2 separate regions of the Homo sapiens genome follow, and region 1 is linked to region 2. The links are chromatin contacts, found by Hi-C or POLR2A ChIA-PET in ENCODE. All regions are on one chromosome and are shown on one strand. The core of a region is the stretch at or near the end of the contact, and the rest is flanking DNA. Distances in the headings are between cores, read along the strand shown.

Region 1 (7,464 bases), core at 2,092-4,591, 97 kb before region 2:
TGTTTTACTTCCTTTCATTGTTAGCTGTCAGTGCTGTCACAACAATATTAGCACCATCATGATAATTGATCATAATGGCTCCCTTTATGGCTATTACTGTGCCGCAGGTTCTTCAGGATCACAATAGAACCTATCTCTTAGTGTGTTTGAGAATATTAAGTGAGTTATAACACATAAAGCGCTGGGGCCAAATACTCTACATAGTAAGTGCTCAATAAATAATAGCTAGTTGTATCACTATTCATGATCCAATTAAACAGGCTAGTATTATCCTCATTTTACAGATGAGGAAACTGAGGTCAAAGAGGTTACATTACTTAGACAAGGTGACACAGCCAGCAAGTAAGGGGCAGGGCTGGAACCTGCTTTGCCTGGCTTTCAGTCCATGGTCTTTCTGTTCTGCCACACTGCCAGAGAAGGTGATATGGTTTGGCTGTGTCCTCACCCAAGTCTCATCTTGAATAGTAGCTCCCATTATTCCCATGTGTTGTGGGAGGGACCCAATGGGAGTTAATAAAATCATGGGTTTCCCCGATACTGTTCTCATGGTAGTGAGTAAGTCTAACGAGATTTGATGGTTTTATAAGAGGTTTCCCTTTCACTTGGCTTTCATTGTCTCTTGCCTGCCACCATGTAAGATGTGCCTTTCACCTTCCACCATGATAGTGAGGCCTCCCCAGCTAGGTGGAACTGTGAGTCCACTAAACCTATTTTTCTTTGTAAATTACCCTGTCTCAGGTATGTCTTTATCAGCAGCATGAAAACAGACTAATACAAAAGGCATTGCTGTCTTTCTTTCCATGTCTTTTTTTCTACCCATGGACACAACTCACTCTAGCACAATATAAATCACAATAGTGTGCAAGGTCAATGTCAGATCACAAACACTGGAGATCATGGACTTCCTTGAAGATACTCAAGTCATGCATAAAAATTACTCTGCCCTGAGTAAGTTAAATCCTCCTGTGTGAAGGCAGGAACTGGAACAATACATTTTCCACATGTGATATTCCATGACATCATGGAAAGTCTAGGGTTGGTTCAAATTAAGGCTGCGGTGATGTTCAGTTAGTGGTGAAATAAGAGCTTTGCTAACTGATACATGCAGCATATGTTAAAATAAGCAAGACATGTTGTCCTGTCCAGAAGAGGTTAACAGATTTGCTGTCTGTATTATTTATGACACTTTCCCAAAAGGAAAGGTTTCATGTGTGATTGTGCAGGCAGAACATTTTCCCAGTCAGTCACACAAAGTTCAGTCCTTTGCGGCACTCTTGAAATATCCCCACACCGTGCCAATAGCTATGGGAGCTGAGCACCTTCCAGATCCTCAGACCTCGCCTAGATGGAGCCAACTCCTTCCTCCACTGAGGAGTGTGGAATGTTCGGCAGAGCTGGGTACAACAGGTTTCACCTCTAATTTTGGAACTGGAAAGTGTTCCTTTTTGACAAATGTGGACACCCTTTTCGACAGGTCTATTGCACTAGACAACATTGAACTAGGAATAATGACAGAAATTGGCTTGAGTAGAAAAAGACCATTGCCTTTCTCATCATCCAACATCAACTACAATTTTTGATAAATTGAAAATAAGAACAAGCACTGGAGGAGGTGGTGGGCTGTGTTATTCTTGTGGCCCCGAGCATATGTCATAGAAAGGAAACCACCCAGAACAAACATTGTAAGATTTTTGAGGCTATGGAAATAGACAAAACGAAAATATACAATGAAATTTTACATGCTGGTCAATTTGTTTCCTTATTCTGTGTCATCCCTTTCTCATTGAAAACCTAGAATAAGGATACATAAGCAGTCATAAGGAACTAGGTTCCGTATATATATGTGTGTGTGTGTGTGCGCACATGTGTGTGTTATATATATCTATATTTATGCTTCCATATATATCTATATTTATATTTCCATATATATTACTTCCATATATAATATATATAAATATATATACTTCCACATATATTTAAATATACTTCTATATGTATTTTATATATATATATATATATATATACTTCCATATATATATATATGGAAGTATAAATATAGATTAGATAGATAGATATTGAGATGGGTCTCATTCTGTAGCCCAGGCTGGAGTGCAGTGGTGTAATCATAGCTCACTGCAGTTTCAAACTCCTGGGCTCAAACAATCCTCCTTGCCTCAGCCTCCCAAGTAACTGGTATTATAGGTGTGTGCCACCAAGGCTGGCTAATTTTTTTCTAACTTTTTGTAGAGACAGGAGGTCATGCTTTGTTGCCCAGCCTGACCTTGAACTCCCAGTCTCCAGTGATACTCTCACCTCGGCCTCCCAAAACACTGAGATTAGAGGTGGGAGCCACTGTACCCGGCCAATAATCTCATTTTTAATACGACTTGTTACTATGTATGTTTGTTCATAAGAAAAGATACCCATTTCAAAGAATTTGCAAGCTGATAAATGTGGGCAGGTCTCAGCAAGGCAGCACTACTACAGTGGGAGCTGTGAAAACGAGAAATAAATAAAGGGCCCCTGGAGTGCCCCATTTATGAGGACCTGCTGTAGTGGTGCTGAGGTTTTACCCTCCCAACTGCAAGAACATTTTGAACAAAATCCCCCTGGCTTGATTGATTTATTTCATTATAATATTGATTATAACACACCTCAGTGAATAATTCTGAAGCCATTTGGTGGCTGTAATCTCTACACATCATCTTTTCATGGGCCTGAAGATTTCTCTGTCCCACCTGCTTTCTGGCCTAGGGGAGGGACTATAAAGAGGGAAGGAGGTAGGAGACTTGCGGAAGGGGAGATGAATGCTCAAAGGTCCAGAGTGGCCGGGCACGGTGGCTCACTCTTGTAAACCCAGCACTTTGGGAGGCCAAGGCAGGTGGATCACTTGAGGTCAGGAGTTTGAGACCAGCCTGGCCAACATGGTGAAACCCCATCTCTACCAAAAATACAAAAATTAGCCAGGCGTGGTGGCGCCTGCCTGTAATCCCAGCTACTTGGGAGGCTGAGGCAGGAGAATTGCTTGAACCCGGGAGGCAGAGGTTGCAGTGAGCTGAGATTGCGCCATTACACTCCAGCCTGGGCGACAGAGTGAGAGTCCGTCTCAATAAAAGCAAAACAAAACAAAGTCCACAACAACCTTCCTAAGAAGGCCAGAGCCAGGGAGTAAAAAATGCCGTGATTATGTGTTCTTCTCACCTCCCTGGCCTGCTGCTCTCGGCATGAATAGAGAAGTAGCACTGGGCCTGAGGATTGGGACCACATCATGCACATCCTTTCGCACACAGAGATATGGGCGAGGTGTCCTGACACTTGGACCCACAGCTCAGCTGCTGGCTCTCTATGAGATTGAAGCAAGTCATGTGAATGTTCGGGCTTCCAAACGCTAGGGCAGCAACATCCACAGCGCCTTTCGCTTCTCACAGCCTCTGTCTCTGTTTTAGGATTCTTTTGCTCCTTGGGCCTGGAATTAATCTGGCCAATCCAAGAAATCATCTGGTTCTACAAAGATATACAGGCAAGAGTCTGAGAGCCAAGAGCCACCTATCATTGCTCTGAATCCCTTTTGTCAGTTCCAGGTGGTGTGTCCTCCCCCTGAGACGATCTGTCCCTCTCAGCCCGCTCCAGAGCAGCCCTGGCTTGGAGGACAGGGAAGATGGATGTTTTCACCTTGACCTCACACCTCCCTTCCCGGCATATCTTCTTTATTCCCATTCTTTCCAACCTTTACTCCTCTTCCTCTTCCCCATCCAAGGGGCAGTAGAATCAAAGGCAAATCAAGACAGATTCTCTGGCAAATCCTTTCGTACTGTGATTTATTAAATTACACAATTGTTTCCCAAGTCCCTGTGACCCAAAGTCAGGAAAACTGGCTGAGTCCCTCACAGGAAAATAAAATACTAAGAAAAATGCAATCCCAAAGGTAGGCAAGGGGGGATAAAAAAAACTTTCCATTTTCAATTCTAAATGTCAAATGGCCATTCTAGTTTTATTGTAGGGCAAATAATTGTTATTTGTTGAAATTCTTCTGCAAATAACAGTATGTAAAGGCTTTTTAGGAGAAATTGTTTGGGGAATGTATTTAACTCACTGTACCTAAAATTTACACAAGACCGACTATTTTAAGTACAATGAAATGCCATTTTCATAATTTCATATAATATTTTTGTGATGGATAGCTACTTTAAATTTACATGCCAGCTATGTAAATGGCCGGAGTGATTTTTCATTATCCTAAGTGGTAAGTAGTTTGAAATATCAATGTAAGTGCATTGCGGGCATCCCATTCATACTTTATTAAACTAAAAGGTTGCTAATTAGTTATTATATTGAAAACAATACCCACTGGGGAAGAAAACTGATTTGCTGAGATAAAAAATTATTTTTTAGAGTTAGAATGTAAGTAAATTAGTGGTAAGAATACACAATTATAGTTGATCGAATTTGACTTCAGGAAATAACTGTACCCTTATTGCTGAGTGGAGTGGGACCTGCTGAGAACTCTTTGTAGGAGTTCCCTATAAATGGGCTGGCAATTGTTTAACTCCATTGGTATACACAAGACAATGGGCCAGGCACGGTGGCTCACACCTGTAGTTTCAGCACTTTGGGAGGCCAAGGAGGGAGGATCGCTTGAGGCCAGGAGTGCAAAACCAGGCTGGACAACATAACGAGACGCCTGTCTCTACAAAATAAATTTTAAAAAATTATTCCAGTGTAGTTGCATGGGCCTGCAGTCCCAGCTACTTCGGAGGCTGAGGCAGGAGGATTGCTTGAGCCCAGGAGATTGAAGCTGCAGTAACCTGTGATTGCACCACTGCACTCTAGCCTGTGTGACAAAGCAAGTCCCTGCCTCTGTTAAACAAACAAACAAGCAAAGACAATGATGCTGTATCACAGTGTAAGCCCTGAAACTCAAAGTTTATCTACTGACATCTAGACTCTGTATTTCTTTGGACTTTCAAAACAGAAGACTTTTCACTGAAGCTTTGATAGCAGAAGGAATGACATCAAAGTAGAAGTAGGCTAGCCATGAGCAGCCACACAACTTCTTAAAAATCATATTTGTGAGACGGCATGAAATTCTGTTGATTTTTCTGCTGTAAAAAGATTGACCTAGGTCTTTAAGTTAATTGCAGCAACCAGATGATGAGTTAAATAACATTTTTAAAGTAATTATATTTTTTCACACAGCTAATTTTTCCAAGGGATGCAGGATAGATTTACAAATTGTTTTGACCAGGTTTGTCAGTGATAAATTGAGCTTCTTTCTATAGAGGATCAAGCTGTACTCTTTGTTTCATATTGCTTACTTTTTATGAAACACATATTTCCAGTTAATTGTTATAGGTATGTTTTAGCTAATTTGGAAGTTGATAAGTTTTCTTTCTGAAAGAATAAAAGTATAAATTTGAATGTCAAATTAGTTTAGTTAATCTATAATTCATCCTTGATTATTTTATGATTCTATACAGCTTAAAAACTTAAAAAAGCATTACTTATTATGTAGGTACCATTTTTACAAATCATTCCATTTTCTGCACTTTTTACATTACCAACTTTAATTTTAGGCATATTATGGTATGTCAACACCAAACCAAGTAGGACCTGTTTTGTTCGATGCTATTTAAAAAATAAAAGTTCTATGGGATTCTGAGTTTTAAAATATTCCTCTCAGGGCTAACATTACACATATATAGGATTTGTTCATTAATTTATTTGATATTCATCCCAATAAACAGCCACTGAAAGCTTATTCGTTATAAAACACTGAGCTAAGTCGTGATGAGGTTACAAAGATGAATAAAATATAGCCCTGCTCCATGGGGAGTGCACTCATTGAGCTAACTACTTTGCAGAGATTCAAAATACAATGGCTTAAATAAGATAATAGGTTGGTGCAAAAGTAATTGCGGTTTTTGCCCTTACTTTTAAATGGCAATTACTTTTGCACCGACCTAATAGATACATGTCTCTTCTCATTATAGCAATCCCTAGGGCCAGCAACTTGCCAATAAGAAAGTGACCTGGAAATTGGGTATATCATTTCTGCCCACATCTCATTGGAATGAGTTTTGTACCACAGCTATCCTGGGAATGTAATCTCTAACTGGGTAGCCAGGTACCCAACTAGAATTTAGGGATTTCATTACCGAAAAGAAGAAGAACACAGCAATTAAAGAGATTGAATTATTAACAGATGTAGCAACATGGAAGAATCTCAAAAACGTTATGCTAAGCAGAAGTCAGTCACAAGAGGTTGAAAGTCAGCCACTTTCAGTGGCTGTTTATTGGGATGAATAGCAAATAAATTAATGAACAAATTCCATATATGTGTAATGTTTAGCTGTGAGAGAAATATTTTAAAACTTAGAATCCTATAGAACTTTTATTTTTTAAATAGCATCGAACATAAGAGGTCCTACTTGGTTTGGTGTTGACATACCATAATATGCTTAAAATTAAAGTCCTTGGTAATGTAAAAAGTGCAGAAAATGGAATGATTTGTAAAAATGGTACGTATATAATAAGTATTGCTTTTTGAAGTTTTTAAAAACCTTAAAAAACCTTAATCCTGTGTGATTCCATATGTATGAAACTCAAGGCAAGGCAAAACTCCAGTGTAGCAGGAACACGATTGCCTGAGACCTCGGTCTTGAGGAGCACGAGGAAACTCTTTTTGGGGTGATGGAAATGTTCGAGATCTTGATTGTGGTTACGTGACCATACAATTATCAAAACTCATTGAACTTAACACTTACAGTGAGTTAGTTATTATCATTGTGGTGCTGTTGTTATTATTGTCTTGAGTAGGGTTCACAGAATTTCAAGGGGGTTAAAAAATCACTGATTAAATTTGGAATTCTTGAAGCCCCCCCTGAAAAATCTAACATAGCTTTATTTTATTTAGAGTCCTTTTTATTTTTTTAAAACTTGGCAAGTATATGTTTCAATTAAGATAATTTACAATGACTGTTATACAAACAACTCCAAAGCTCAGTAGATTAACTGAGAAATAAACAGAATAAAAGATATATTTCTCACATCTGTCACAGCCTCTCTGGGTGGTGGGTTGGGTTGCTGTCCTTCCACAGCAGTTAGGGTTCTAGCTTCTTCCATCTAGGGGATCCACTGCCTTCTGGGACTTTAGAGTTGTCTGGGATCTTGGAATCATCTGCTAGATCTTCTGCAGCCAGTGACGGGTGGGGGGGAACAGAGGGTCTCATGAGATTTAGGGGTCAGGCCTAGAAGCAGCACACACACCTCTACCATATTTGAATGGCCTGAGTGGGTCGCATGACCACACCTAGAGGTCCACCTGGAAATGTAGTCTTCTTATGTGCCCAGGGTGAGAGGGAAATGGTTAGTGAATATATTGCCTTGTGGCTACGTGTATCATTAAAAAGTTCAAATCCTGTCTTTGCAACATAATAGTTGATTGAATTTGGGAAAGTGTCTAGG
Region 2 (7,771 bases), core at 3,821-6,320:
TTATTGACCCCCTACTACGCATCCAGCTCTGCTTAGATGCTGGAGTTAGAGGAGTGAGCAGAATGGGCATAGTCTTTTTCCTTGGAGAACTTACAAGTTTATAGTAGGATAAACTGCCAACATACTTGTAAGAATTATTTATCTATAAGATACATCTAGATTTATCCACATGGAGATACATTTCAGGAATTGATTCAAATGATTATGGGGTTGGCAGGTTGGCAAGTCCAAAATTCACAGGACCGGCTGGCAGGATGGAAACTCAGACAGCATTTCCAAGTTACAGTCTTGAGGCAGAATTCCTTCTCTGAGAAACCTGTTTTTGCTGTAAAGACCTCAACTGATTGGATGAGACCCACCTATAATACCAAATGTAATCTCTTTCAGGTCAACTGATTATAAATGTTATTCATATTTATGAAATACCTCTGTAGCAACATCTAGACTAGTGTTTGCCCAAACAACTGAGCATTATAATCGGGGTACCTAGGCAGATCCTAGTATTCTATCCAAGTTGAAGAGCCAGAGATGAGAGTCTGGGGAGGCCAAGGTGATTAACTTGGCAGAAAAGAAGGGATCTATATGGAGAGAGAATTCCAGAAACATGTGGAGGGTCTCCCATGAGGCTTCAGCTGACAACTGATCAGCACATGGATGTGAGGAAATGTCCAAGTTCAGTGAAAGAACTACCCAAAAGGATTAAAATGAACACTTTCCAGAGTTCACACAGGGCCAGAAACGGTTCCTGTTCCCACCAGCTAGAACAAAACATGTCATAATTCATGAAGTGCTAGGTAGAACACTCAGAAGTATTTTGCCTCAGTGGTATGGCAAAATTAGACCCAGACTACATTGCTCTGGTTCTGCCTAACAAACCTTAGAAGCAAACCTGAAAGGCTCAAACTGTTTCCAGGTAATGTCACTGTGCTTCAGAATAAAGTTTAAGAGTAGTTCCAGTCATACAAAAATATATAGCACCCAAAAAGGTAGAATTCACAATGTCTGGCATCCAATCAGTATTACTAGGCATGCAAAGAAACAGGAAAATATGACCCACAATCAGAAGAAGAAATCAACCAAGTGAAACTGACCCACAAATGACATTGATAACAGAATTAGTAGACAAAGGCATTTAAACCATCATCTGTTTTGCTATGTTGAAGAAATTGGAGGAAATATCATGTGTGATAAGTAGAGACATGGAAAATAGAACACAAAAAGTGAAATTCTATCAAGATTACAACATCTGAGATTTTTTAAAATGCACTGAATGGGATTAAAACAGATGAGACATTATGCAGGAAAAGATTAGTAAGGACACAGCAATAGGAACAAAACAAAAGTAAATAGAGAGGAATAACACTAAAAAACAAACAAACAAAAACCAAAATACAACCCTTCCACCAGCATCCATGAGTTGTAGTGCATCTTTAAGTGGCCTAATATATGTATAATTGGAGTCCCTAGTCTCAGCAAACTGGGAATCAGAGAGAATGCCCTCAACTGAAAGAGGTTATCAATGAAAAGCCTATAGCTAACATTTATGGTGAAGGAATGAATACTTTCCCTTGAAGATCAGGAACAAGACAAGGATGTTCACTCTCACCACTTCTCTTCAGTATTTTATTGGAGGTTCTAACCAGATAAATGAAGCAAGAAAAAGAAATGAGGGCATTCAGATAGAAAAAGAAGTAAACCTGTCTTTATTTCCTGATGACACTATGTAAAGCCTCTTATGGAGGCTATAAAAAGTTACTCAAACTAATGAGCAGCTTTAGAAATATCACAGGATATAAAATTAATATACAAAAATCAGTTATTTCTGTATGCTACCAATTAAATTTTTAAACATTTAATTTACAATAGAATAAAAATGTGAAATACTTAGAGATATATCTGACAAAATATGTAGAAGACCTGTACACTTAAAAACACAAAACAATGCTGAGAGAAGTGAAACATCTAAATAAACAGATTTACCAGTTTGATGTGTCAGATGCCCAGTCTAGCTGACATGTCCAATTTCCCCCAAATTAATCTACAGAAACATAAATTCACAATCAAAATCCATTTTGTAGAAATTTTTTGTTGAAGTTGACAAGCTGATTCTAAAATTCATTTGAAAATGTAAAGGAACTAGGAAAACCAAAACAACTTGGAAAAAAATGGGAAGAAATATTTTACATTATCTTACTTTAATATTTATTATAAAACTACAGTAATTAAGATACTATAGTATTGCATCAAGAGAGATAAATAGATTAACAGAACAGAGTAGAGTAATTAAGAACAGAGTAATTAAAATAAGTACAATATTGGTGTCAAGACAGACAACAAGATCAACAGAGGAAAAAGGAGAGAATCCAGAAATAAACCCATGCAAGTATGAGGACCATTCAAGGAAGAAAGTATAATGTTTTGAACTAGTGGAGATAGAAAAATAAGATATCCAGAGGCAAAAGAATTAATTCTGGTTCAATCCTTGCACCGTATACAAAAATTAAATCAAAATGGATCAGAGATCTAAATATAAAAACAAAAACTAGAAAATTTCTAAAAGAAAATTTCTCTTCTAAAAGAAGAGAAAATCGTTCTGGCCTTGGGTTAGGCAAAGATTTCCTACATATAACACTACAATCACAATAACACAAACACAATATATAAATCTACTGCAAACTCTGCACAGGAAAGAATGGAATCAAATATGAGCTATATATTTTTTATTTTTCACCCAAGAAACTGAATCACTGATCTAAGCGTACTGCCAGTCTTGGTATAGTTGTTTCAGATGCTGCTAATACACGAAGTTCAAGTTAGCAGTTCCGGTGATTTAGCGCAATATACTTGCTAATGACTTAGAGGATGCACTGAATGGCCGTGTGGAAAAATTTGCTGATGACACAGAAGTGTTTAGGTTGGGGAGAGCTAAGGAGGATGGTGAGAAACCTAAGATGGATCTAATAAAGCTGGCTGACTGAACAAACACTAAGACTGATAACATTTTACAGAGAAGGGCAAAAGGTAATAGATATTGAGAGAAATAATTTAAGCTCTACATAATTTAGTGTGTGCAGTACACAGTGATGGATTTAGGATTTATGTTAGTCCCAAAGGAAAAGGACTTGCTGTAGGAATCAAATTAATGAAAATATTTCATGAAAACCATCTAATCTGCAGTGGTCTTGAAGAGAAGGCAAAAAAATGGAGGAAAAAATTTAAAAATATATATTGTAGATGAAGCTGGGTGCCTGCCTAATAAGCTTTCTCTCACTAACTCATTTATCCTAATGCTTTTTCCTAGTTCCCCCAACCTTGACTCTGCTTTCAGAGCAGATTTCAGTAAAGGTGACTTTTCCCCAGCACTAGAAAATGAATCAAATCAATCTAAACCAGTGGTTCCCAAAGTATAATTCCCAGACTAGCCACAGCAGAATTGCTGGACAACTTACCAGAATCTACTGACTCAGAAACCCTGGTGGTGGAGCATTGCAATCTATATTTTAGCAAGCTACCCCACAAGTATATTCCAATTCATGCTGAAGTTTGAAAATCACTCGTCTAAATCAGTTATGATAATTTCATTCCCCTTAGTCAATGATTTTATTAGGAATAAGAATTGATCTTGTTCAGGCCAATGAGATACAAGTGGAAGTCTACTGGGAGATTCTGACAAAGATCTTTCTCTTTGATAAGAGGAGAAAAAACATTGCAGCTTTTAGCAATAGTTGTGTGAGGATGTGATGTCTGGAGCTGCAGCAGCTATCTTGTGGCTATGAGGGGGGAATGCCTGAGGACTGCCGAGTAAAAAAATCATGTCTTTGCACCACTGAATCAACTAACCTTGGCACCACCTTACCTCCAGGATGTCTGGCTATGTGAGGAGATAAACCCCATTTTTGGTCAGATGTGCACATTTAAAAGCATCCCCCCCAAAGCACCTCCCTTCCTTCTTCATTGTGGTACAGAGAAAGCAAATCTGAATGCACATATGTTCAGAAATAGTGAAATAGAAAACAGGAATACAGATCTTATCCCTTTCATTGAACATTTGAAATCTACATTCCCTAACCTTAAAGCAATTGTATTTTTTAGCCTTGTTGCTTTTATACGCCGTGTTGATGTAACATTTACTTTCTCACAGTTATTTGTAAGGCAACTTTAGCAATAGAACATGTAAAAACATAAAGAATCTTTCTGGGAGTCAGCACACAATCCGTCTATGTCAGGACTATGTGCGACTAAAGGATACCTTGGGAAGAACATTCAGAGGCATGCAGTTCTTGGTTGCAACCTCAGAAAGTTAAAGTTGCACATCATACACTTTGGTTTCCCATAGAAATCCGTTATGAATTGACCATTTATTAATCTCCCCAACTCTTAATGTGGCTCTTCACTTTATGAATTATGATCACACGGTGGAGGCCAACTTCATCTCTAAGATCACTTTCATGAAAAATAAAATACCAAGACAGATGGCTGGATGGAGATCTACACAGAGAGAGGGAAAAAGGCGTTTCTTGCTAAACGTGTCCTGGATATCTTGGCAACCTGCATTGCTTGGTCCTGGAGCAGACTCACAAGAGGGCAGGGATTGGGATGATTGGTCAAATAAATGTATCCTTTTCTGTGCACCATCTCAGCTTAATGTTAGACAAACGTTTTACAATTAAGCCCCTCAAATGACTAACTGCAAAAGCAGACGGGTTTGTCATTATGCCCCATAGGTCAGGAAACTTGGGCTTTGCAGGACTGACAGCAGGAATTGCTCCAAAATCAACTGGCCTCCACTGAGAATTCCCTGTCAGCTGTTATAGAAGGCAGTGTCCATTGAAATCCACCTTCAAATAGTGCAAAAGGGGAGAGAAGATCTCTCAGAGACAAAAAGCAGACCAGGCAGGATTTCAGGGCTTAAGACCAATACCTTGCATTGCACTCAGAGCTATTAAGGAAGCCAGGAGCATATGGATCCCAGATGTTCCAAGCTGATCTCCCTCTGGGAAGAGGTTGTCCTAGCCTGCCCTGAAACTCAGAGCAGGTCACGAAAGAAGACACCACAGGCACCCAGCCAGAAAGGTGGAGGGGCACACAGAGTCAAGACATTCCAGGCTTCCTTATCCAGGCTTCTGTCCTGCATTCGAGGTTTCTGTGATTCCATTTCCTCCTCTTGTAAGGCAGGACTATTCCTGTCTTATGACGGTGGAGTGAGGAAAAATAGCACAGAAGGTGGGAAAAGGCATTTGGTCACGTGACTTTTAAAGTCCCTGTGCAGAGACATTGTTATGCACTCACCAGAACCTATTTCCCAGACTCCTTTGCAGCTAGGTGGGGGTCATGTGACTAGGTCTCAGCCAATGAGATGCAGGCAAAAGTGATGTGCATCCCTTCCAGGCCTGGCTCCAGGAAACAACCTCAGCCATTTTCCACCATCTGTCTCTCCTGCCTACTGGTCACATACACTGAATCTAACAGAGAACCTGAAAGCCCTACAAGATGGTCAAGATGGTGGAGCCACAAGGTGGAAGGAGTGTGGATGCCTGAGTGACTACATGGAAAGCCACCTGCCTAAGAGGAACAAGCCCATCAGATTTTGCTTGAATGAAAATAAAACTTTTATTGTGCTAAGCCATTCTGGAATTTGTTTCAGAATCAAACATTACTTAACTCACCCTACCCAATATAGTCTCTATCAAGCTTGTCCATCTCACCTTATTTTGTTGTTGTTGTTCTGTTCTGTTTTGTTTTAGGCTTTTAGCAGCCTGAATCCATGGTTTTAGTTTCTGTCTCTAGTGATGAGTGGAAAAGAGGGACGAGGAAGGGGCTTTACTGACCCAACCAGAAACAGAAACTAAGAACCTGATATGGTTAGGCTTTGTGTCCCGACCCAAATCTCATCTTGCATTGTAATCTGCAGGTGCTTAGGGAGTGACCTGGTGGGAAGCGTTGGAGTAAGGGGATGGTTTCCCCCATGCTGTTCTCGTGACAGTGAGTGAGTTCTCACGAGATCTGCTGGTGTTATAAGGCAGTTTTCCCTGCTCCTGCTAGCTTCCTCTTTCCTGCCACCATGTGAGGAAGGTCTTTGTTCCCCCTTCTGCCATGATTATAAGTTTCCTGAGGCCTCCCCAGCCATGTGAAACAGTGAGTCAACTAAACCTCTTTTCTTTATAAATTACCCAGTCTTGGGTATGTCTTTATAGCAGTGTGAAAATGGACTAATATAGAACTCATGACTATATTCTCTTCCTTGGACACTGCTGAGTCTTAGATAAAGGAACTGAGAGGTAGCTGGGATCTGGGGGAAAGGAGGAATGGGAGGCAGGAATATACATTTAGAGAGATGACTCAAAATGTCCTAGCAGTACACGTATCTCCCATCCACTTAAGGATTCTCATCATCAGTGCTTTCATGCTCAGGGTGAAACTGCAAGCTTGCCTGGGCCTCGGTATGAGGGGCTGGGGGCCTCCCTGCTTTTCCAGCTGGCTGTCGGTGTCTAAACAGACAGACATTGAGGCACATTAAACAGACCTTAGGCACCTCAGGATCTGAAGGAAATCAGGCCAGCTGAATCACCATCAAGTAAGTTTGTTCTTTTTTAGAAAGCAAACAGTGGTAAATACAACCCACACCATCTCTCCAAACTACATGTTCACTGCCATGTAAACCACCCATAATAGATTGTTGACAAGTGTAGGGAGGTTTGGTGAATGTACGCCAGATGAATACTCATTTTCTTTCTTTCTTTTTTCTTTTCTTTTTTTTTTTTTTTGAGACAGAGTTTTGCTCTTGTTGTCCAGGCTGGAGTGCAATGACACGATCTTGGCTCACTGCAACCTCTGCCTCCCAGGTTCAAGGGATTCTCCTGCCTCAGCCTCCAAAGTAGCTGGGATTACAGGCATGCACCACCAAGCCCAGCTAATTTTGTATTTTTTTTAAGTAGAGACGGGATTTCTCCATGTTCGTCAGGCTGGTCTCGAACTCCTGACCTCAGCTGATTCACCCATCTCGGCCTCCCAAAGTGCTGGGATTACAGGCATGAGCCACTGCGCCTGGCCTAATTCTCATTTTCATTGGCTCAGTAATCTGCGAGATTTTTTTGGATATACGTGTGGTTGGTGTGAAGTAAGATCTGTAGAATTCTTATTCAAGAGATTGTGATCATTTTATATCTGTTTTTAAATTTAGAGATAGGTTCTCACTCTGTTGCCCAGGCTGATCTTGAACTCCTGGACTTAAGCAGTCCTCCCATCTCAGCCTCCTGAGTAGCTGAGATTGCAGGCACGTGCCACTACCCCTCAGCTGTTATGATCATTTTAGTAAATATTTTCATGTAAAAATTTCTGTCAGAAATTTTTATGCATGAAAACCTGATCTGGACAAATTCATTTCTGATGCTCAAATCTTACCTTGCTCTTTTTTTCTATTATTTGTGGTAAAATATACAGAACATAAACTTACCATTTTAACAATTTTTAAGTGTACAATTCAGTGGCATGAATTATATTCACAATGTTGTACAACCATTACCAGTATTTATGTCCAAAGCTGTTTCATCATCCCAGATAGAAACTTGAATATCATTAAGCACTAATACCTCATCCCCCCTCCCTTTCCCCAGCTCCTGGTAACCTCTAATCTACTTTTTATCTCTATAAATTTGCCTATTACGGATATTTCATGTGAGTAGAATCATAAACTATTTGTCCTCTTCTATTTGGCTTATTTTACTTAGTGTAATATTTTTAATGTTCACCCATATCGTATCATGTTTTAGAA

The links. A loop is a pair of places that touch in the nucleus more often than their neighbours do. ChIA-PET counts read pairs that join two places held with the same protein, here RNA polymerase II (POLR2A).
Region 1: a loop to region 2 is called in a map of mucosa of descending colon, with 2.9 times the contacts of the local background. The contact joins two enhancer-like sites. A Hi-C loop is called at or near these places in 2 of 168 maps with a recorded cell type or tissue (astrocyte of the cerebellum and mucosa of descending colon). POLR2A ChIA-PET finds 5 or more read pairs at or near these places in 3 of 52 experiments (BJ, GM12878 and activated CD8-positive, alpha-beta T cell).

What each region holds. Positions count from the first base shown.
Region 1 is chr10:31,264,993-31,272,456 of GRCh38, reverse strand. No RefSeq gene overlaps it. Among named protein-coding and RNA genes, the nearest start is that of ZEB1-AS1, 50 kb to the left of the region's middle. Within about 2 kb of position 3,341, at least 3 of the 41 ENCODE cell types and tissues checked have a DNase peak (open chromatin) inside an H3K27ac peak, as active enhancers do.
Region 2 is chr10:31,169,115-31,176,885 of GRCh38, reverse strand. No RefSeq gene overlaps it. Among named protein-coding and RNA genes, the nearest start is that of LINC02664, 15 kb to the left of the region's middle. Within about 2 kb of position 5,070, at least 2 of the 41 ENCODE cell types and tissues checked have a DNase peak (open chromatin) inside an H3K27ac peak, as active enhancers do.